2 separate regions of the Mus musculus genome follow, and region 1 is linked to region 2. A link is a loop called in an ENCODE intact Hi-C map of the cell type or tissue named here. Cell type or tissue: gastrocnemius. All regions are shown on one strand. Links, peaks and the distances in the headings refer to the core of each region. The heading gives the core; the rest is flanking DNA. Region 1 overlaps Mbd5 (methyl-CpG binding domain protein 5). Region 2 overlaps Orc4 (origin recognition complex, subunit 4).

Region 1 (10,843 bases), core at 1-8,000, 400 kb after region 2:
AGCGACCATGATGTCATCAAATGGGTGCGATACATTGGCCGCAGTGGCATTTATGAAACCCGCTGCTAGCTGCCTAGTTGCAGCTGGCCCACCTCCCTACCCACCCTTCCCACAGGTCCAAGTACCCCTAGTGACCACTCACCAGTGTCGTTCCTCCGTCCTGCTCTGCTGCCTTTCCTTTCCAATAGCCCCTGAGTATAAGTCTGAACCAGCCACACCACAGTGGAACTGGTCAGGTAGTGCCTGGCTTCCTGGGAGGGTGGTTTTTGAGGCTTCTCTTCCGTCTGTCTGTCCTGGCTTAGCGCCAGGCCCTGAGTTTTGTGACCAAAGCCAGGTGCTCTCCTCTTCTCTCTACCCCTGTGGCCACACCTCTGCAGTGGGAAGGTTGACTACCCCTCACCTCAGAGCTTCCCCAAAGGCCAGTAACAGATCCCCAGTCGTTAGTCCCCACTCTGCTTTGGGATAGTATGAGCTTCGTTTTGTACACGTGTGACTTTGTCCAGTTACAAACCCAATAAACAATAGAGTGGAAAAAAAAAAAGATAGTATGTGACAATACAGTCAAAGGAGAAGAGAATTGGCAGTTATCTCCATTAATAACTAGAAATGTGATCATATGAGTGTCTTGCTTAATCAATTAGGGTTTAGAGTGTCCATTAGTAAAAATGTTTATTATTAAATATCAGCAGGAAATAGAAAATACTAGTAAAGATACCACAGGGGGTGGGGGGAGGGCTCTCAAGACTAGAAAACCAAAATGTGACTGACTGTTCCCTTTATGAACTCATGAAGTTTTCTTTCTCTTCCTCTCTTGAGCTCACTTGTCCCTGGCAGGAATACTGTGGAAACCGTTCTGTAGATGTGACAGCTGGAAAAATGTCTTTACATCTTCATTCTCATGATATCCTCAAATAACTTCATGCTCCACATCTGTGTATTCTCCTTCCAAAAATAGTCATTTCTCCATCTAGTACCTGTTTAAGTTCACTATAAATGCAGCACTGTGCTATTTAGTCTAAATTAACTATTTGTCTGGAACGGGGCGGGGGGGGGGGCACATGCACGTGCAATGGCAAATGTGCAGTCGAAAGACAACTTGTGGGGTTGGTTCGCTTCTGTCCCCACATTTGTTTTGGGAATCAAACCCGGGTGATCAGGCTTTGACAACAAGTACTTTTACAAACTGAACCCTTTCACTGGGTTGCATGTATTTTTGCAAATATTGTTTGTAATACTTAGGTGGACAATGAATTTCTAATGTTCTAGCTTAGTATTCAACAAGTAATGTTATTAAATCATTTTTGTACTTTGGTCATGTTACTATGTCCTTCATAGAAAAAAATTATGGCTTATACCTTGGAAAGTTATATATAGTTAAATACATATTCTTTGAATTACATAATGATAAAGGACTTTACCTTTTCATGTAAAAATTTATGAAGTACTATATACACACAGTTGTCATAATACCTACTTCATGAGATTGTTCTGAAGATTAAATGAGACAACACATAAAGATCTAACACAATTCTTCGCAAATATAAGCCTTTCAATAAATAAGAAGTACTTTTGCTCTTAAAATTCAATAGAGAGCTGGCAGGAAGCTCTGTAGCTTTGTAAAGATGCTTTCTGAGTTCAGCTCTGGGTTTCACATGGTGGGAGAGAACCAAGTCTCATAATTGGTCTTTTGATCTCAACACCATGGCGCGTACACAGAATCAATCAATCAATAAATAAGTGTATATATATATATATATATATATATATATATATATATATGGCTTATATACTCATAAATAAATAAATAATATGAATATTTACTTATATATATATTTAAAGAGATTCAAGGGAAGAGAGCAAGGTTCCTTGATGGATTTTTTTTAAATGAAATGTTTAATCTTTTTTTTTCTTAGCTAAATAGAACTATTTAGGTGTAGTCTATTTTAATCCATAATATGTTATAATCAAAATACATAAAAATGAAATATCCTTGACACTTAAATACATACGGGGACTGAAATACAGAAATATTTCTGTAGTTATGAACACTAGCTGTTCTTCTAGAAGACTGAGGCTCAATTCCTAGCACCTACATGAAAGCTAACGACCATCTATAAACCCAGTCCCAGGGCATCCAACACCCCAACACTAGGCATGTTCATGCTGTACAAACATACTTGTAAACAAGACACTCAAACAACATAAGTACAATTTTTTTAATTTTGAAAAAATTAAATGCCTGTGTCTCAGTCAAAATGACAGATTAAAGATAAACCTACTGAATGCACTGCAGAAGTGTGATGTTGTTGGGCAGTTTCCCTGTGGATGACTTCATCAGGATTCTCACCAAATAGCCAAACGTAGATGGTTCCAGAGACCTGGACTTGAGTTTCCTCTCAGCCACCGGGGATCACACTTAGCAAACTCCTCCCTGGACAAACAGCACAGTGACTCACACTAAAAGATGCAGGGCTCCCTAACCCTGGAATGGCAGGAGGTATATATGTAAAAATGCCATGCACTGGGGAGAAGGAATGAAAGATTTATATCAAGTACCATGATGTCCCAAATAAAGATACAGGAACACTGATGTAGTGATGCATGCCTTCCATCCTAGCATTGTGAGTTAGTTCCAGGTCGACATTGGCAAGACCCTATCTCAAAATAGTAGTAGTGATGATGGTGGTGGTGGTGGTGGTGATGGTGATGATGATACAGGAGCAGGAACAGATGAATTGTGTATCATGACAGCTTTTTATATGTATAAGTACATAAAGCGATTCTGTCCATGGTGTATCATATAAAACATGAGCTAGGGAGACATAGGGGAGTGAGTGTGACTGAGAATAGTGACCACGTAGAAATACTAGATTTATCTTTTTGATTAAAAGAATACTTAATAAGAACATGTCATTTATTAACAACCCATTCTGGAGAGTGGGTATGTTGGGATTACTTTGTTCCCTGAACTTCTCTGCATTTGCAGGGTGGGGAAGATCATTAAGAGCATGCTGGAGGGAATTGTTGGTAGTGTCCTTACAACTGGTTTAAGTTAGTAGGTTGATCTATCCTTCCAATAGAACTGACTTAACTGCACAGTTGTTTTAATAAGATATAGGACCATTTATGTTCACTGTGGACAAATCCACTTAGCAAATATGTGGAGCCTTCATGGTGTGCCTAAAAGTGTAATACTCAAAGATGAACAACTAAGTGTCTGTAAAGCACAGGGAAAACAAAATAGAGGAGTTATCAGGTCGTTTTCTATAGTGGATAAAGCCTTGGGAACACTGTGGTAAGTGGAGAGACTTCACCTGAAGGCATTACACTGAAGTTAACGTGCGTTTTCTCCCACGGCTGCAAATTTCCAACCTCCATGTAGACACCGAGATAGATAGATAGGACTTAACTCTTGGGAAGCCATGGTAACAGATAGCTCACTATAGGAGTTTCCTGACTTCAGGGCTTTCCTGTCAGTTGTCCTGATGGGATGAATGCTAGCAGATTGCCTGCATATTTAGAAGATTGTGGCGTAAGATTTACATATGTACATGAGAAATAAGGTAGGGTAGGCAAAGAATGTATAGCCACAGAGAACTGCCTGACTGTCCTAACCGGCACAACAGCTTCATCGATATCGTTTTTTTAAAAATGGCACATATGGGATGTTACTCATGGAATGCTGATCGGAAAGCAATAGTCAGAAGCTTCTGAGACAGTCCTTGTGTGTCTGTTGAAAGGATCACGTCATTTCGGTTTAAAGGGAACTGTGGCGAAACCAGCCTCCGAGCCTCAGGTGTAACGAGGTAATAAGCTGTTCTTAGCCACGCACCAAAATGTAGCTTTCGTTTTGCTCAATTGTGCTTAGCTGAGATGATCCAGAAAGGGTGGAGGGAGCTCCCTAGTGGCCAGAACTTGCAGTTCAGCCTCGGTGTCCTGGCCACGGCCTGTTTCCTGGTAGGAAGCACAGCTTTGGAGACCACAGAGCTCCTGACCCAGTCCTCTTCATGAAATGCAGAAGAAACACACAGTGGAGGGGACTTCCTGTGCTAACCTTAGCGGCCGTGTTACTTTAATGGTTAGCGTTCAGTGCTGGGAACCCCAGGACGATGCTCTATCGCCTGAACTTCCCAGATGTGAATCTAGATTGACTTTCTCTGGTAGAATTGATATTTTTGTCTTCTGATTAGGGAATTAAATTGAGGCTTTTGTTTCTTTAATTTGTTAATTTGGTATGTTGTTTTCATTGCTTCCAGAAGTGGGAAACTAAATAACCATTTAGAAGCTGCTATTCACGAGGCCATGAGCGAACTGGACAAAATGTCTGGGACTGTAAGTCAATTTATTTTTTTCCATTATTCTAGTTTCTTTGAAAATAAATTGCATTAACACTTTTTTTTTGTTAAAAAAATCTCTTGAACATTGTAAAGCAACTCTCATAGCAATACTAAACTGCCAGGCAAGCAAAAGACTGGCGGCAGAAAAGAATTTAAGGGAAGGGAGCCTGTATTAGCTATGGATTTTTTTTTTCTGAGATAAGTAACTTTTGTTTTCTTAAAAAGGTTCATTAAGTGGCAGCAGCAGTATGGTGAGGTCCCAACCCCAACTTTCTGAGTTTGACTGTGAGTTGCAGTGACCATCACTATAGCCAAAATATTCAGCAATGCAACCTCACTCCATACATTAAAAAAAAAAAAAGTAGGATTAAAAAGATTGGTCAATTTAGAGAGTATATTAACTTCTTATTTTCCTTCTGCTACCTTAAAATTGAGATGATTTGTGCATATTTCTGTTACTAGTAACTGTAAATCTCATGATTAAGGAAGAGATGTGCTTTCTCTTCACACTTTGTTTGACCTATGCATCCATTAGTTTGAGATGAGAGGTATAAAGCTCTCTCTCCATCACATACAGACTCAAACACATAAATATAATGTTAGTAATCTCTTTAAAATAAGCATTATTTCAGGCTGCATAGCAATGACAAGCCATTTACTTAGGCCATCTGAAACTTACAACCCATCCATTGGCTGCTTCATGATGGGTAACAGTTAGGGAGCCTCAAGATGTTGCCATTGGCACAGGTCATAGACATGTGTTAATCTAACCTATGATTGGATTTTGCCAGGAAACCTAAGTTTCCTGGTAAACTTGTAGCCATCAACTACAGTATCCTCTAGAACCAGGCATGTGTGTGTGTGTGTGTGTGTGTGTGTGTGTGTGTGTGTAGTCTGTCAGTAAAGAGGATCAGGAATGAGAGCAACAATTCTAGAATTGAGAGTTGCCAACAAAAATGTGCCTGCTGCTGAGCCTGTTGAAACATAGGCCATGGCTCACTTGATTCTGGTGCCTGCAGAGGAAGGTGTAACTCTACTTGGCCACTTCCAGACCTAGATCCCTTCTTTGTGGAGTGCCCACCGCTCCTTGAGACCTTGATGTGCTCACCCCATCTTTGTATATCCTTTGCGTCCTGCTTGATAGTAACGAGAGAAGGCATGAAGAAATGTCAGTGTAGCTCCTATGAGCTCAGACGTCCTCAACTCAAGTGGGTGTGGAAATGCAGTTAATGATTTACCTTCCCAAGAAAAATATGAAAATGGGTTGGCCTTCATTTCATGCCTCTCTACCTTGGGGCATTTGGCCTTTGTGCCACCAGGCATTGGTACCTAATGAGGCCATCTTGGAATGTATTCTTCAGACGTGCTTTCTCCTTTGCACTGAGCAGAGTTGAGCCATGTGGGAAGGGGCACTGGAGTTGCCTCAACTCTCTTGAGAACCAAAATCTAGAATTTCTCATGTTTACAGTGGTTTCAAAGGTATTAAAGCACTTACACACAAACCTGTTTACAGCTAGTAAAACAGGTTTTCAGGCCATAGTTGATCCACAAACCACTAATTTGCTGTTGTGGATAAAGACTCTTTCCTCAATTACATAACTCCTCATTTCTGAATTTGTGCTTGTTTTAAAAACATGTGTGGAAAAGGGTCGGAGAAAGAGGCAGTCTGAGAAGTTCAGAGCATTATCTTAAAGTTTTAAATACTATTTGTAAAAAGAATTTTACCTTTGACTAAAAGCAAACAACGTTTGGTGTTGTCTAAACTTTATTTTAATTGGCACATTGTTGGTAATTGAATCTAGGGCTTCATGCATATTTGTAAAGCACTTACAGTTAACTCAGCCTCCAACCCTTAAACATTATATTCTAAACACATAGTTAAACCAACTGATTGTTTTCCTAGTCCTGTGACATCATGTTAGTAGGCTAAAATCATCTGTGATAGAAGTATTTAGACCATGGGAATTGGTAAATATTACAGTGCATTTGTTTCCAAATACTAGCTGTTTAACACACAGCTACTCTACTCTGCCTTCTGGGTCTTACTTTATTCTCTGACATCAGTAGCCATGTTACAACTTGGAAGATCTGATTGTTTGCCTTCTGCTCCTCAAAATGTATCTAGTACCATCCAACCCTTTCTCAATGTGACACACGGGATTAAATGCTTCTAGTTCCTTTATTAGTATATACCATTGCGTTCTATTAATTACTCTCCCCAGTTTACACAAACTCAGACCTGCCGGTGAATGACAGTGATGTTCTAACATCCATGCTGATTCTTCTCATGAACAGACATCCTTGGACTGAGCTACATGTAGCTGCTCTGATCTTTGACACTTTGTAGCAGTTATGAAACAAGGGGTGTTAGGAGAAGAACAAACGAATACTTGGTTTTAGCTGATTGAGGGAGCTCTGCTGGCTCAGACATGCTCCCCTGGTGAGTGGAGTCTTCTGGGTGTGTCTTTTACTGCTTCCCATCCCTTTTTGAGGCAGTGTTCCCACAGACTCAGGTCTTCATGATATTTTATAAAGTGTCTCAGGATATAGTGATTGAAAGTGAATCAGACTGTTTTCTGCCCTATTTCTTTGTCAGAAGTCATATGGTGTTTGTGATTCCAATCTTGCTGTTGTTTTTTCCCCAACCTTATTTCCAGGTTCACCAAATCCCACAGGGTGACAGACAAATGAGGCCCCCCAAACCCAAGAGGAGGAAGATCTCCAGATAACAGAGACTGTTCCACTGACACACAGTGTTGATCAAAGGAGCATGTACAGACACACCTGTATGTGGGTATTGATATGACCACCGTTAGATCAATCTGTAATCTACGGCAGATAGCTACCACCACCACAGGGCCCTAAAGGGAACAGCAATGGAGACAAGCATTGATCAGGAAGGAAAATGAATGTCAAAAGCAAAACAACAATCAAAATCCCTGTATGAACAAAGCGGTAAATGGTCACGTGATCGCTGAGAACGTTTTCTATTGTACTAAAATTGTGATTATAAGAAATAGTCCAAATGTTTCTGGAGAATTTTCAGTGTTGTATATAGAAAATACAGAATTTCATGGCGATATTAGAAATGTAAATATTGTACAATATTGTCATGTACAAGCATACTTAATGCACACTTTATCTTTTATTGTACAAAGAAATAGTGTACAAAAATCTTTGGTTTCTATGGAGTACACCTACCAGAGACTACCAGTGTAAAGTGATAAATAAAAATACAACCTAAATGCTTTTCTATGATAATGTAAAAGATGCTGGTTTTGTATTTAATGGCAGAGGAAAGGCATGGTGATGTAATACACACATCATGGCATACACTGCACACCACTGAGTGTTCATTTATAATGTCTCTTTAAACGGCCCAGAAACACTAGACTGAGTTTTGGGTATCTAGGAAGTCTCCAAATTTCTGAAGAGAGAAATGCTCGTGAGCCTAAATCAAGGATTCAGGACCTCAACCATTTGTTGCATCGTTATTCTTTGACAGTTTTATACATTTCTATAATGAGTTTGAGCCACTTCCACTCCTCCACCTGCTCCTTCATCTCCTCGCTCTTGCCAGTAAGTGTTCTCCTGCTTTGGTGTGTCCCTGGGCCTGCCCTGCAGAGCTTGATCAGAACATGTGGGGGTGGCGGGGTTGTACTGACAGCACAAGGGCAACTAGTCTCTGGCTACACCAGGAGGAAAAACGAGGAGGCTACCAAGCAATCATTAGCTGCTAACAGTCACTCAGGTGGAGTGGGGCCATGTGGGCCCCTCCACCATCCATGGGGAAGCAGTGATATGCTCAGTTCTGTGTGTGTGTGTTGTGCAGATAACCACAGCTGCAGTGATTTCATGGGTGAGATGGTCCTGACACGTGCGGAGCACACTGGCCTAGCCTCTGGTCTTATCATCTCTCCACCCCCTTTCCTACCTTGGAAAGGTGATATGGATCTCCCATTCAGGGCACTTTTAAAACAGAATAGGTTTTATAAAATTTAAAAAAAAAAAAAACTTAGATGAACTACTTTACTCAATCATTTATTTAGTAAGTCTTTGATGGCTACCTGTTGATCGTTTTCTGTCAGTGATGCTCAGAATCAGATTTTGTTTGTTTGGGGGTTTTTTGCATACAACATCTGACAAAGTAAAACTTGGTAAAACTTCTCATTTCTACACGTGGAGACAGAAGCGATACTTTGAAACCATCTACAGACAGAAGGATGATGACAGTTCAGTTTTTCCTTTTCAGAGTGGAAACATAAATCAAACCACATTTTATATCATTCGTCAGTACCAATTTACCCAGAAGTGTGAAAGTGGCTTGCAAAATTACGAGCAATGGTAATTTTTATTAGTATTATGTAACATATCAGATTTATTTTATTTAAAGAATTATTTATATCATTCACAGATTATTTTTATATATGCATATATATTAATGTGGCTGAAATATGTGGGTTGAGTCTTATTAAGCAAATTATTTATGTTGCATTAAATAAGAGAAATGTGAAATAAATATAGAAAATTACTCCATTACAAGTATACAGACTTAAAACTGAGCGCATAAAGTACAGGGTAATGATCAATAACCAAGGACAGTGTATTGTGCGTGATGGTGCCATAAGCAAAATTTCAGACAGCCTCAGTTAGAGATTGTCAAAAGAAAGAATTTGTTATCCCTCTTTCTTGGAATCAGCCTCCATCCAAAACCCCAGCGAACACTGGCTGTCCTCTAGTCCTGCCCTCAGCTGCTGGGACATTGTCCCCTACCAGGCTCTGGACTCCAAGATGCTATTCCTTTCTAACCCTCCTCCTCCTAAACTCCACAGTCCCATCAGGTAACAGTGCTCCAGGAACTCAAGATAAAAGAGACAAAGCTCAGAGTACACAGGACATACACACAAGCGCACACACACACACACACACACACACACACACACACACACACCACCCAGGTCCCCCCCCCCCTTTTTTTTAAGACAAGGTCTCTCTATGTAGCTCTGGCTATCCTGGAACTTGCTATGTAGACCAGGCTGGCCTGGAATACGTAGAGATCCTCCAGCCTCTGCCTCCCAAGTGCTGGGATTAAAGGTGTGTGCCACCACACACATCCTCCACCAGGCTCACTTTTGATAGCAAAGTTCAGAGATTTCCTCTCAGATATTTCTGTGTCTTGGTGTCTGTTCTGTCCTCACCTTGACCCTTATCTTCAAGCCTGGAGGAATGCAAAGAGCTGCATCAGAACTTCCTTCCATGGTACGTTCATTGTTCATTTTGTCCTCTGCGAAGGTGAGATGAGTATCAAGAGGGAGAGTCTCGTGTGTGGTCTGTTCTATGTGTGCTTCCCAGAACTGTGAAGGGGCAGGAAATGAATTACATTTCCTTTGGTAATTTTCCTCATTTATTTCAAATGAGGAAAACTTAACTAAGAAGGCCTTGTGTCATGTAATGGACTTGTGTTTGTTACAGGTTGATATATTTGGTCTCTTTAAGCAACTATTGTCTTGTCTTGTTTTGTTTTGTTTTGTTTTGCATCAGCCTGCTTCATCTTGTTTGTGTCCATAGCTGTGTGTATTCTCAGATAGACACGGGCGTGTTTGTATGCCTGGTGGGTGTGCATGTGTGACCTGTTGCTGTACAAAAGACGAGTCAGCCTTTGCCCTTCCATCTTTACTCGGCCACCCCTTCTTTGTGTATTTCCATGCGCACCATGATATACTTTGCGTCAGGAAACCTTATGAATCTGTCTCTGCCGTGACCTCACAGTTGCTCGTGGCTTTGCTGCGGGTGCACAGTGAGGCTGAGCCTGTTCACACGGGGCTTCCTCTTTCTCGTACACTTCCATGGCTTCAGATAAGCAGGGAATGTAAATACTGTCAGGATTTTGGGTCGTGCAAAGCTGTGACACTTTTTAAAATGTTATATCTACCTTACAATTAAAAAACTGGTAACTCATACTTCCATAGAGCCATTTCCTTTGTAGTATTGAAGCCAAATTATTTTTAAATGAGAACTTACCCTTCTACGTTACTAAAATTTTTATTTCCTAAAATAACCCTTTTTAAAGAAAAAAAAAAAAGAAACATTGGGAAAGAATGATTTTTTTTTTCCCTTTGCAGAACATAATGGTCCTAACTACCAAAGGAAATATAATATATTTCCTGCCCCTTCACAGTTCTGGGAAACACATATAGAATAAATTACACATTTAAGTCGCTTCAACAGATTATTTCCAATGAGGAAAACTTAACTAAGAAGGCCTTGTGTGATTTGTTCTGTAGCATTACAGGCAGCCCAGGACTTGTTTTTAACAATCTATTTAAAAGGACATTTTTTGGAACATACCTTTGAGATACACTTTGAATGGAAATACTTGAAGAACACTCATCCCATATAATATCATGAGCCATGTTTAGTCATCTATGAAGACCCCCTACTGGGAGTTCTGTTGTGTCTGTCTTTAAAGTAAACGTGGCCTTCTTACTTTGTAACAGCATGGCAGT
Region 2 (11,276 bases), core at 1,871-9,870:
CAATTATGAAAACATCGCTTCTGACCCTTTTTCTTATCCTTAATAATTAAGTCACATTTAAGTAAAATTCAAATGGTTGGGAAAAACAAAACAAAACAAAACAAAACCAAACTCCTCACCAGATAGATGGTAGTTTAGTGGAATAGAATGATTACTGTTTTTTAAAAAAAAATGCTTCATCAGATATTTTCCAGTTTCTCTTTTTTACTTTTTTGAAAAATTACTTTTTAGGAAGATTTGGTATAATGTGCATAAAATTATTTACAATTTATGGACAAAGATACAAGTAGCATCTTGATTAAACATCATTTACCTCAGATATTCAACCAGCAGTACGTTTTTTATGCAGTCTCAACCCGTATCTCCCTATTTGTTACCTCTCAAAATATTGGTAAACAATTATTTTAGCTTTACTCTGTATTTCTTGTCAGTGTTTTGGGCACAGGTTGTTGTACTACTGTCATATTGTACTTGCTATTTTTTTTTTCTGCAAGTATTTAACAGAAAGCTAAAAATGAAAAAAATCCCCATAAAATCCCACCTTGAATAAGTGATTGTTAAATATTGTACAAATAAAATGTATGCTATCCCCATTCCATCCCCATGTTAAATAAAAAATGAATATGGTATTATTTGCACATGCAGTTTTTCTTTAGCTATGAATTTATGTTGTTAAAGAGGGTAATGAGAGCTTTCCAACTTATGGTCAGGCTTCGGTCTTGAGGTTTTCAAGGGTCATAAGATCAAGGAGGTTGTGAATTAGGGACTTTTCCTTACACCGTTGCTTGATCAGACTGTATTTCTACCCAAGTGTCTATGTTGGCCCTTCTTGCCCATGACCATAGGCTTATTCTTAGTCACACATGCATCAGATTATGTGCTCTCAGGGTTAACAGTGAAGGCAACAAGAACCTGCACTGTTAAGTCACTCACAGCAAAAGGCACACCATGGTAGAAAGTACCTCACTGGAGTAGAAACACCACTGCAGAGTCTGTGATGGATGTCTAAATCTTTAGGGCAGTGGATACCATGTCCTTACATTATAAGACGTTACCTAATGTATGGAAGTTTGGACAATGGATTTTAATTTTTCAGACACGTGTCTGCATAAAATCAGATGCCTTTTAAACAAGATCCATGTTTCACTAGGCCACATGGAGGAAGGCTACATGGAAAGTCCTTTTTGTTTGTTCTTCCATCTCTTGGCCCAGTGGAGTCTTGAGCAGAGTGAATGAATGAATTCTCTTCATTGCAGAGAATCTTCAAGTCAGACTTTGTGTTCACAATCATTCGTCCCCCTCCGCTCCTGTAGTTGAGATAGCTTGGGCTAGTTTGGAAATGTTTTTTAGGCTCCTAAAAGTATATACCTTTCTTGCTTCTACTCTTGTGGAATCACATGTTAAAGCCAGACACTTCAATATCAAACGTTCTTGTGATTTGTGTTTTAGAATCTAATTTTTCTCACTTTAGAATTATCTAATAATGTATTTTGAACAACTTGTAAGGTGGAAGTAGTTTAAAAATTGGACATATATGTTTATACTTGTATGACCTTGATATTACAGCTTCATTTTTATCATGACTAAAAGAAAGACACAGAAAGCTAAGCATGTTTTACTGTGAAAGGGAAAGGCTGTGAATGAAGAAAGTTTTAACTATGAGGTACTACATTAATGCACAGAAAATTTATATTTAAGATTTCTTAAAAGTCAAATTATTCCTTACAGTATCCTGTAAAAATAGTAAAACATTTGTTGCTAAGCTTTAGTTTTTAACACTGGCTTTAATGTCAGTCAAACCAAGCTGCATTCAAGGTCACATCAGTCATTCCCATACTGTGATCCTGACACTGGTGTTAGTTTTCTGATCTGTAAATAAGAGCATTTAATTCTGCAGATACTTTACAAACTGCACATACAAAGGATTATGTATTTTATAAAATCTTACTACAACTAAATATGCAATCAAATATTCTTGAACAAAGGATCTCTGAGATTAAATTCCATTTTAACCTGTGAGTTTTGCCTATGAGCTTAGGAGGTGGACGCTGACCAACATAGCATGTTAAGAGAATTCCTTTTTTTGAAGCCAACAGCCAACACTGTGGAATACGTATTAGTTGTGGAAGTAGATGCCCAGGAATCCTTTAAGGTACCTGTTAGATGGCAATTTTGATCCCTTCTGAACATATACAAAGAATGTACATGGAAAAAAAAATCCTACAATTGTGGTGAGATATGCAGAGAAGAAAATGATGAGTTGTTTGGACTCTTTCCACACAAGTTCTTCAGCCCAAATGGGCCAGTTTACTAAACTAGAACACTGGGGGATCTGTAGAAGATCCAAAATTGGAGGATCCTATAGGAACCAATTCAGGAAAATCAACCCAACTCCAATATCCACAGGCGCCTAATCTAGCCGGAATATTCCTCATGTAATTTCTGTTCGTATTTCTCTCCTGACTGCTTAGGATTATGATCTGTAAACTAAATGCTTTGTTGGAATTAACCTTTCTAATGGACCACATACACTTTAAAAGAGTATCAAATCATTTTATGGACCATGCGTAAAATAAGCACATTTTATTCTTATGAACTGCTACTTGTGTGGTGCAATTTAAATTAATGAAACTGTGTCCATGCGTGGTCATTATTCAAAACATACTAAGTGCAAATTTCCCATAAACTATTTATAAACAAAGCAATGTAGTAGCGTATCTTATTAAATAAAGAACAGTACTTTAAGGTCTTCACAGAAATGTACTTAAAATCTTCACAGCCAGCTTAGTGAGGATGTTGCCCACTGCCTAACATCTGTAGGGCAGTTGGAGTATTTCTGTAGAGCATTCATAATTTGAGTATTATCCAAAAGTAGTTTCACTAGCTGGTATTCTCTCTGAGAATTTACTGAAGTTCTTTCCACGGGTTTTATTAATTCCAACTGTTGTAAGTGCTCAAATGCCTGCAAGAGAAAAGACAAAGCTTAGATGTAAGGGGACACGTGTTAAACCCAGAGGATAGTTATTGCTGTGAAACAGTGGCAGGTGGAAAAGAGGGAGGAGAAATCAGCACATCTGAACTGCCTTTTTCCTAAGTACTCTCTCTACCATTCACACTTGAATTTATGTTCAGATCTTTTCTTCATTCGCCCATCCATTAAGGTTTTGAAGACAGGCTTTCCTTGTATAGTCCTGGCTGTCCTGGATTTTGCTTTATAGACCAGGCCTCCAACTCAGAGATCCACTTGCTTCTGCCTCTGAAGTGCTGGGATTAAAACTGTGTGTCACCAGGGCAGATCTGACGCTAAAATCTCTTTCCTAATAAACTCCAACTTTGCTCATGACACACAGAGGAAAAAAGGAATAGAATGGAAAGGTCACCAATAGAGTTAACAATCATCCTTAGGAATGGGAATTGAGCTCAGCAGGATAAAGTGCTTACCTTGCACCACTAAACAGAATAGCCCTACCCCACCCTCAGACACAAGTTTATCAAACCCATAAGAACTGTACATTTGGAGAACATGTTTTGATATATGTCCCCATAATGCTCAATGTAAATCAGGCAAATATTAATTTTACCTGAACCTTAATCATGAGGTTTTGTTTCTAGGCAGACTGTATATCATAGATTCCTTTTGGACTTTTCCAATGGTGGGTGATTAGTACTGTACCTAAATCTTACTTATGCTCAGCATGGATTCCACCTGAGCTTTGTAGCTCCAGTCCTTTGTCTATTAGTTTGATCTTAAAACCTTAATCTGATAAGACTTTGGAATGAGATGGTACAGCTAGATATCCCAATAGAACAGTGTGCTGCCTAGATATCAGTAAAGCAGATGGGAACTAATAGAGACAACTGGAACATGTGCAGAATGAGAGACCTTCAAACACTTAGTCCTAAATGGAAGTTTTTCATCAGAGCCTTCCACTTCAAGGATCAAGGAAACTCTGTGAAAAAGGAGGCAAAACCACTGTCCAAACCAGATGGGGTCTCAAGTGTTGAGATGGGGAATTGTGAAAAAGGAGGCAAAACCACTGTCCAAACCAGATGGGGTCTCAAGTGTTGAGATGGGGAATTGTGAAAAAGGAGGCAAAACCACTGTCCAAACCAGATGGGGTCTCAAGTGTTGAGATGGGGAATTGTGAAAAAGGAGGCAAAACCACTGTCCAAACCAGATGGGGTCTCAAGTGTTGAGATGGGGAATTGTGAAAAAGGAGGCAAAACCACTGTCCAAACCAGATGGGGTCTCAAGTGTTGAGATGGGGAATTGTGAAAAAGGAGGCAAAACCACTGTCCAAACCAGATGGGGTCTCAAGTGTTGAGATGGGGAATTGTGAAAAAGGAGGCAAAACCACTGTCCAAACCAGATGGGGTCTCAAGTGTTGAGATGGGGAATTGTGAAAAAGGAGGCAAAACCACTGTCCAAACCAGATGGGGTCTCAAGTGTTGAGATGGGGAATTGTGAAAAAGGAGGCAAAACCACTGTCCAAACCAGATGGGGTCTCAAGTGTTGAGATGGGGAATTGTGAAAAAGGAGGCAAAACCACTGTCCAAACCAGATGGGGTCTCAAGTGTTGAGATGGGGAATTGTGAAAAAGGAGGCAAAACCACTGTCCAAACCAGATGGGGTCTCAAGTGTTGAGATGGGGAATTAGACTCCCTTGCTCTAACCAAGAAGCTACCTCCAATTACAATTGTTTGCAAAGGAGAAAATAGTTCTCCAATCTCTCTGGGTATACAAACTATACTTAAGGATATGGACCATAAGGATTAAGGATAGCCAATACAAAATAAACCCAAAAGATTTAGTGTGTGTGTGTGTGTGTATGTGTAGGGGTCAGTTTCATATGGCTTTGTTTCAGCATTTTCTCCCGTACCGTTCTCTTCTCTAGCTTATGTATTCTGGCTTCCAATTTTGTATTCACGGGTTCTTTTTGTGTGCCTGTGTGAATGCTTTCTACCGATGCTCTTTCTTTCTCTTTCTGCTGTTAGTTTGCTGTTTTATTCTTGCTTTTCTTTTCTATTTGCCTGTCTTTTTGTGAGAGAGAGAGAGAGAGAGAGGAAAAAAGAGGGGCTCGTGGGTGAGAAGAATCTGAAAGAAGGGAATCCATGACTGATAGATGCATGAAAATAACTACTTTCAATAAAAAATTAAATAAAATTTTAAAAAGATAAAAGTTAACAGCTATAGTACAAGAGGTAAGAAAGACCCTAGAGTACAAAAAGCCTACTGGGCTCATCATGTAAGCAAAGGACCTTGTAAGATTGCAAAGACCAGGGGGTGGGACAGGGGACCATGTTTGTTTAACCCCCAGTCTTCTTAGCACCTTAATGGAGCTCTTCATTGTTTGGTTCCTCTTACTCTACAACTCATGCATCACTTAATAATTGTTTAAGAATGTTAATAAGACAAGAAGGAAAAACTATACTCTGATGAAATATTAGAATCGGGACACACTGAAGTAGATTCTTGAGCATTCTCACAGTTCCCTGTGAAAAGTATCACTGGGACATATTCTGTTTATCATAAAAATTCTTACTGGGAGGAAAAAACCTTGAATAATGAGAAAATATTAAATTCTTCAGGTGTAGCTTAACAACACTGAAAACATATTTCCAAGATGCATTAAAATGTACAAAGAGCATCTACAAATTATTCCCAGACACGTGCAGATGCCCTTTCCAAAACTGCAACAATGAGAAGGATCTACCCTCAGGATGCTAGGACTGCTGTGGCCTGAATACAAGACTCTGCTCACTTTTTAACAACTGCTACAGAAAATGAAGTTCTAGCTGTGCTGTACAAGGAATACCCAAGGCCCAAGCTTGTATTGCTTTACAAGAAAAAAAAAAAAGGCCTTTGCTTCCATATGGTCCCCAGAACCACACTGTGCCAACAACACTGGACAAACAGGACCTCGAAATGTGTCCTGTTTAATTTAATTTCCATTAAATAAATATAAGCTTAAAGTGCTTAGACTAAATTACTTAGAAAAATGAATATAGTTGGTATAATTTTAAAATATAAATCAGTCTTTTTAGCTACATATTAAATGAGTTTAAAAGAATGAATTTCTAATGTACATTTACTAAAATGGAATCTGCTGTAACTTTTTATAAATATACCAAATTTTAAAGACACAAAGGAAAATAGTTCAGGAAATACTTTTATCATAAATTTGAAAATATTTTTCATCAATTGGGTTATACTGTTACAATTTTTTGACCTTTATTTCCTATGCCTATAGAAAATGTAAAATTATATGAGATTTACATTTTCTTTGTAGTGAAGGAGTATATTTTAGGATGTCATTTTAAAGTTGTAAACTGACATCTTACCCTAAATAATAAACTTGACATCTTGTAACTGCCAACTTGTGGACTGCAGAGGGTTAGTTCCTTTTCAGTGGGCAAGTGCTAAGAACAGACAGCAGAGGGCAATATATCTTCACAAACTGTAAAACGGGCTAGCTACAGAATTATTGAAGCAGTTCATTTTATAACATTTTGCTGAAAAAATTCCTATAATAAAATACTCAAGGGTTCAAAGAGTTTTGAAGCAAGTTAAAAAAAAAAAAAAAAAATCGCTGGATCTGATGAAAAATACAACCAAATCAAACCATACCTTCATGACCACAGGTTTCTCAAAGTTATAAACAGAATGGGCCTTTCTTTGAATGAATTTCTGAAATTCTGCAGAGTAAGCAATGAGAACATTAGTACTTTCAAATAAGAAAAAGGCAAGAAACCAACAAGAAAATGATGCACTTCATCTTACCATTATACACCATTTGAAAATTAAAGGGCTCCTCTTCATATATGTCATTTAAATGTTTCATTGCTATTATAAGACAGATTTCCAAGACTGACAGACCTAGAATTAAAGGGAGATGGACTCCTGAGTTTCAGCCAAGGGTTCATACCACTAAACAAACTGTTATCTAGAAAATAACGCAAGGTTTTGAAGGGTAGAGGTCAGCATTTCTCTATTTTTAAAGGTATTCCAACAACTATTATCTATAAAAACACGAGTCATTTAACTTGTTAGACTTTAAGGCCTTTTTGCTAGGGGTGGGATGATCTACAACATAAGGATTTTTTTTTCTAAACTTCAAGGAATGTGCTATAAGTAGAAAAGATTTGATACCACAACAAACAGCAAATATTGTGAATATCATGTAATTTCAAGTATCATAGGCCTTTGGGAAGCATTTATGCAGAGAATTTCTGGAAAACAGATCTAAAATATATCTTATATTTCAAAAGAGATAGTGAATGCAAATGAGCAAGTGTCAACAAATATAATAGCACTTAGGGTAAGCAAGGAGAACATCAACAATAGTCCTACCTGGACTCCCCATGTGGTATGGGATGCAGAACACAAAGAGTGATAATATACTTATTACAGTATCAATTAAAAGTTGTATATAAAAAGCATTCTGTATACAGAGCACCATGCTCAACACTCATTATCTCAGAAAACATCTAAATCTGAACTTTTAAAATCAAAACATCAAAAGAAAGATTAGCAATGCAGTTTCTCACCATGTACAATATTCGCCTTAGAATCCAAGCTACACATATGCTGTGCCTCCATCAGATCTGCTGAAGTCATAAATGGGTGTGATACGGTTACTCGATTTAAAGCAAGCATCTAAAGAAAGGTGTATTTTAAAAAGTACTTATTTACTTGAATATTCTGGAGATATTTTAGAACAATCTTATTTAATGTCTTATAGTTTATTCTTGTAAGATAGAAACTAGGTAAATAACCTTAAACTTTGCTCCATGAAAATGTAGCAATGACTTAGTTCAGATGCTGTTTTCTCTACTACTTTGCATTGGAATCAAATTTATTACTCTCCAAAAGAAAAAACATTTTTAAAAAGTCTAATAAGAAAAAAACTGAAAGAATACTAATCAAATATCACACACCTTAAAAGAATAGCTATGTTTTATACAGATTTTTACAAACATGTAAAGGTAAGTTCAGTTTAGAAGTTACTAATTTTGAAAACAATTATAAACTTAGACAATTATCCTCTTCATTTAGTTCTCTTTAGGCAAACATCACCTTCTAGTACTAAGTTTACCCTCAATTAACGATTTGTATTTGGAATACAAGAATTTAGAATTTGTAGGTGTAGTAGATGTATTATGTAGCAATATATAGATAGATAGATGTAGCAAACATACAGCTTCAGGTTAAATGGGGACTTCAGATACTTTACAGTTAATGACAAGAGGTTGGGAATCCCTGAAGTTCACTCTTCTACAAGTTAAAACTCAGACCATTTGTGGCTCTTTTGTTTTCTATTTTTTTCCATTTATTGTAAGGTATTTCTTACATTAAAAAAAACAAAACAAAACAGAATTATATATAATATTCCACGTTTATATTTTTAAAATATACCTGTTACAGAGTTGTGCACAGTGGCCTTGAGTGTACTGCACCTTTTGCCACATAAAATAGTCAATATCTTTATATTAATATATTCTTATAAACTATAAACTCTATACTGCAGGTATTAATAGATAACACAATTTAATTTCTAAGCGTTCTATAACCAATGCAATCTAGTTTTAGAACTTATCTTCAAATGAAAATGAGAATTAATCCACATTTAGATTTCAATTCTAGTTCATTCATTTTCTATTATACTCCTTTGTAATTACTCACATTTCCTCACTTCCTGTTGATAAACACATGCCATTTTTTATTTTTTGTAATGATAAAAAAAGACTGCAGTAAAAAAAAAAAATGTTGTTTATGCATCTTTATTTGTGGATGGATACATAAAGATTCTTAATCCATAACTTCACTATAGCCAAGTTGCTAAAAATGACAGTATACTTTTGATGGGTAGAAGGGAATTAAACTAATGAGATAGGAAGTTTATTTAGAGAAAGACAGCATTCCTTAGTAAAAGCCGATGTGGGGAATAAGAATCAGTAAAGATACCATGGTAGAAAATTATGAGACATGCCATTAGATTGATTAAAACAGACTAAATGGAGATCCAGCTTTGCCATTTACCTGCTGTGAAAGAAGGGGAAGAAGGAGAAAGAAGAAGGGGAAAGGGAAGAAGGAAAGGGGAAAGGAAAGGGGGAAGGGGAAAAGAGGGGAAAAGAGGGAAAAAAGGGAAAAAGGGGAAAAGAAGGGGGAAAAGGGGGAAAAGGAGGAGAAAGGAGGAAAGGTGGAAAGGGGGAAAGGGAAAGAAAAGAGAAAAGGAAAAGAAAGGGAAGGAAAAGAAGAAAAAAGAAAAGACTACAAAGGGACCAAGAAGACACACCTCCTTCCTAGAAGACAATCTGAGTGTGTCCACAGAAAATCCTAAAGAATCTAATTTTACAAGTCTGAGAGTTCAGCAAAACTGAATGAAGAACATAAAATTAACATACAAAAAAGCCCAATCACATTTTTATGCAGTAACAATAAAAATCCTAATCATAAAGCAACTGCTTTAAAGGAAAGTGAGATGCTTAAGAATGATACAGTTAAAGTACTGCTCTGGATCTCTGCTGGAGAACTACAGAGTATCAATGAAAATAACCAAACAAGAACTCTACAAGTAAGCTGTGCATTATCTTCAAATACCAGCATAATTAATGTAGGACATAAGACATTTCTCCTCAAATGCATCTATAAGATTCAAAGTTTTATATCAAGATATAAGTAGTACTCTTGAGTTACATACTATTGGTGGGAATGCTGAAATAGTCTAGCTAGTATTGAAAACTGTTTGAAGGCACTTCAAAATGTTAATACAGATTATTAATGAATGTATCAAAACATAAGATAGTCCATTAATATGTATAGTTTTTATATGCAAAATAGGCATAATACGTATGTACTTATACATAAAAAAATCATCCATAATATGTATAAGTTATTTTCATAGATTAGGTAAAAGTACAAACCAATAGCATGTGTAATGACTGCAAGTTTTTGTTGACACTGAAATGTTTCTGTAGGACTTCAAGCACAGTTGAATCTTCAGAGAGACACTAAAAAACAAAAACAACAAAATCAACGAAAACATAGCTTGATCCCAAATTCCCAATCTATAATGGGGAAACTATATAGTCAAAACTAGTGAGATGGATGAAAAGAATGTAGCACAAATCACAACAGAGAATAAGAGTTCTAATATTTGAGAAAACAGTGGAGTTACAAGAATATAGTGGGGAAATTATGAAGAGCTATAAGAACATGAGCTGAAACAAGATCATGTCACAGTGACAACAAAACGGTGTCATCATATACCTTAAGCACAGCTATCTGCAAAGGGATTGAAAAGGAAGAAAAAAGAAAGCCCAACTAGAGGCCATTACAACTGTGGAGAGAATTCAGACATTCACAGAAGACTTGCCTGATGAAGCCTTCATTGAAAAGGAAACAACAACTGAGAATGATGAACTATGGGGGTGGGCAGAGTATCTGTGCAGAGTAAGCTGTGGTCAAGAAGTTATAGAGTGGTAGACAGAAAAAGGAGCAGTGAAAAATGACACACTAAAGCCTGTAAGAATGTACAAGATACCACAACAATCTAGAAAACAAGCTGTATACATTAAACATTCCTCACAATAAAGCAGCTTAAGGGAGTGTTTATTTTGGTCCTACTTTTGAAGGGTACAATCCAGCATGGAGGGGAAGGTACCATTACAGGAGCTTAAGGCAGCATGTGCCAGTGTATATGCACTGTCAGGAAGGAGGCAAAAATGAATGCTAGTTCTTAGCTCATGTTTTCCTTTCCATTCAGTATGGAACTCTAGCACATTGGAATGGTGACACCCACATTTAGGATAGGTCTTCTCTCTGTAGTTAATTTTTTTCTGGAAATACATGCATGCAGAAATGTGTTTCCATGGCCATCTAAACTAGTCACAATGACATGAAGATTAATCATCACACAAGCGAAGAAGCTTCAAGAGGGAAGAGATAATCAACGATATAATACAAAGTAATTTTTAAAACTTTACAAGGTACATTAAGAAAATGCCAATGGATAGAGAGACAATTCTAGAGAAATGGGATTTAATGGAAGGTAAGGAATAGAGATGAAAAGAGTGAATTTAACAAAGTAAGCAAAGATGCATCGGCACTTGGCATAATTTTTCAAAAGTCCTCTGCTGGCTACAAGTCAGAACAAAACCATGATCAGCATGGCAAGCTATGCCCATGGGAGGAGTAGGGCTGCAAATATGAACTAGATTTAAGACTCTCTACAGGAGGAACATGCCTAGAACTGTAAATTAGGCCCAAAACCTAT

Evidence for each region. A loop is a pair of places that touch in the nucleus more often than their neighbours do. Peaks named below come from ENCODE experiments on the same cell type or tissue, not always from the same donor. Only the 100,000 strongest peaks of a DNase experiment are listed, where the experiment ranks them.
Region 1: a loop joins it to region 2, with 8 times the contacts of the local background. A loop is called at or near these places in 32 of 42 quality-filtered maps.

What each region holds. Positions count from the first base shown.
Region 1 is chr2:49,309,394-49,320,236 of GRCm38, forward strand. Mbd5 (methyl-CpG binding domain protein 5) reads left to right here. Exons shown (of 17, transcript NM_029924.2): 16 at 4,257-4,332; 17 at 6,995-7,676. The coding sequence ends at 7,066. It also overlaps the pseudogene Ap2m1-ps. Among named protein-coding and RNA genes, the nearest start is that of Gm25215, 84 kb to the right of the region's middle. In gastrocnemius, for the core only: a CTCF peak has its summit at 3,906 (motif pointing left); a DNase peak (open chromatin) is centred at 3,910; H3K4me3 peaks cover 843 bases; H3K27ac peaks cover 280 bases.
Region 2 is chr2:48,902,638-48,913,913 of GRCm38, forward strand. Orc4 (origin recognition complex, subunit 4) reads right to left here. Exons shown (of 14, transcript NM_011958.4): 10 at 9,925-10,011; 11 at 7,549-7,657; 12 at 6,782-6,877; 13 at 6,629-6,696; 14 at 188-2,962. The coding sequence ends at 2,774. Acvr2a (activin receptor IIA) reads left to right here. Exons shown (of 11, transcript NM_007396.4): 11 at 1-627. Among named protein-coding and RNA genes, the nearest start is that of Orc4, 41 kb to the right of the region's middle. In gastrocnemius, for the core only: a CTCF peak has its summit at 6,420 (motif pointing right); no DNase peak of the experiment used is centred there.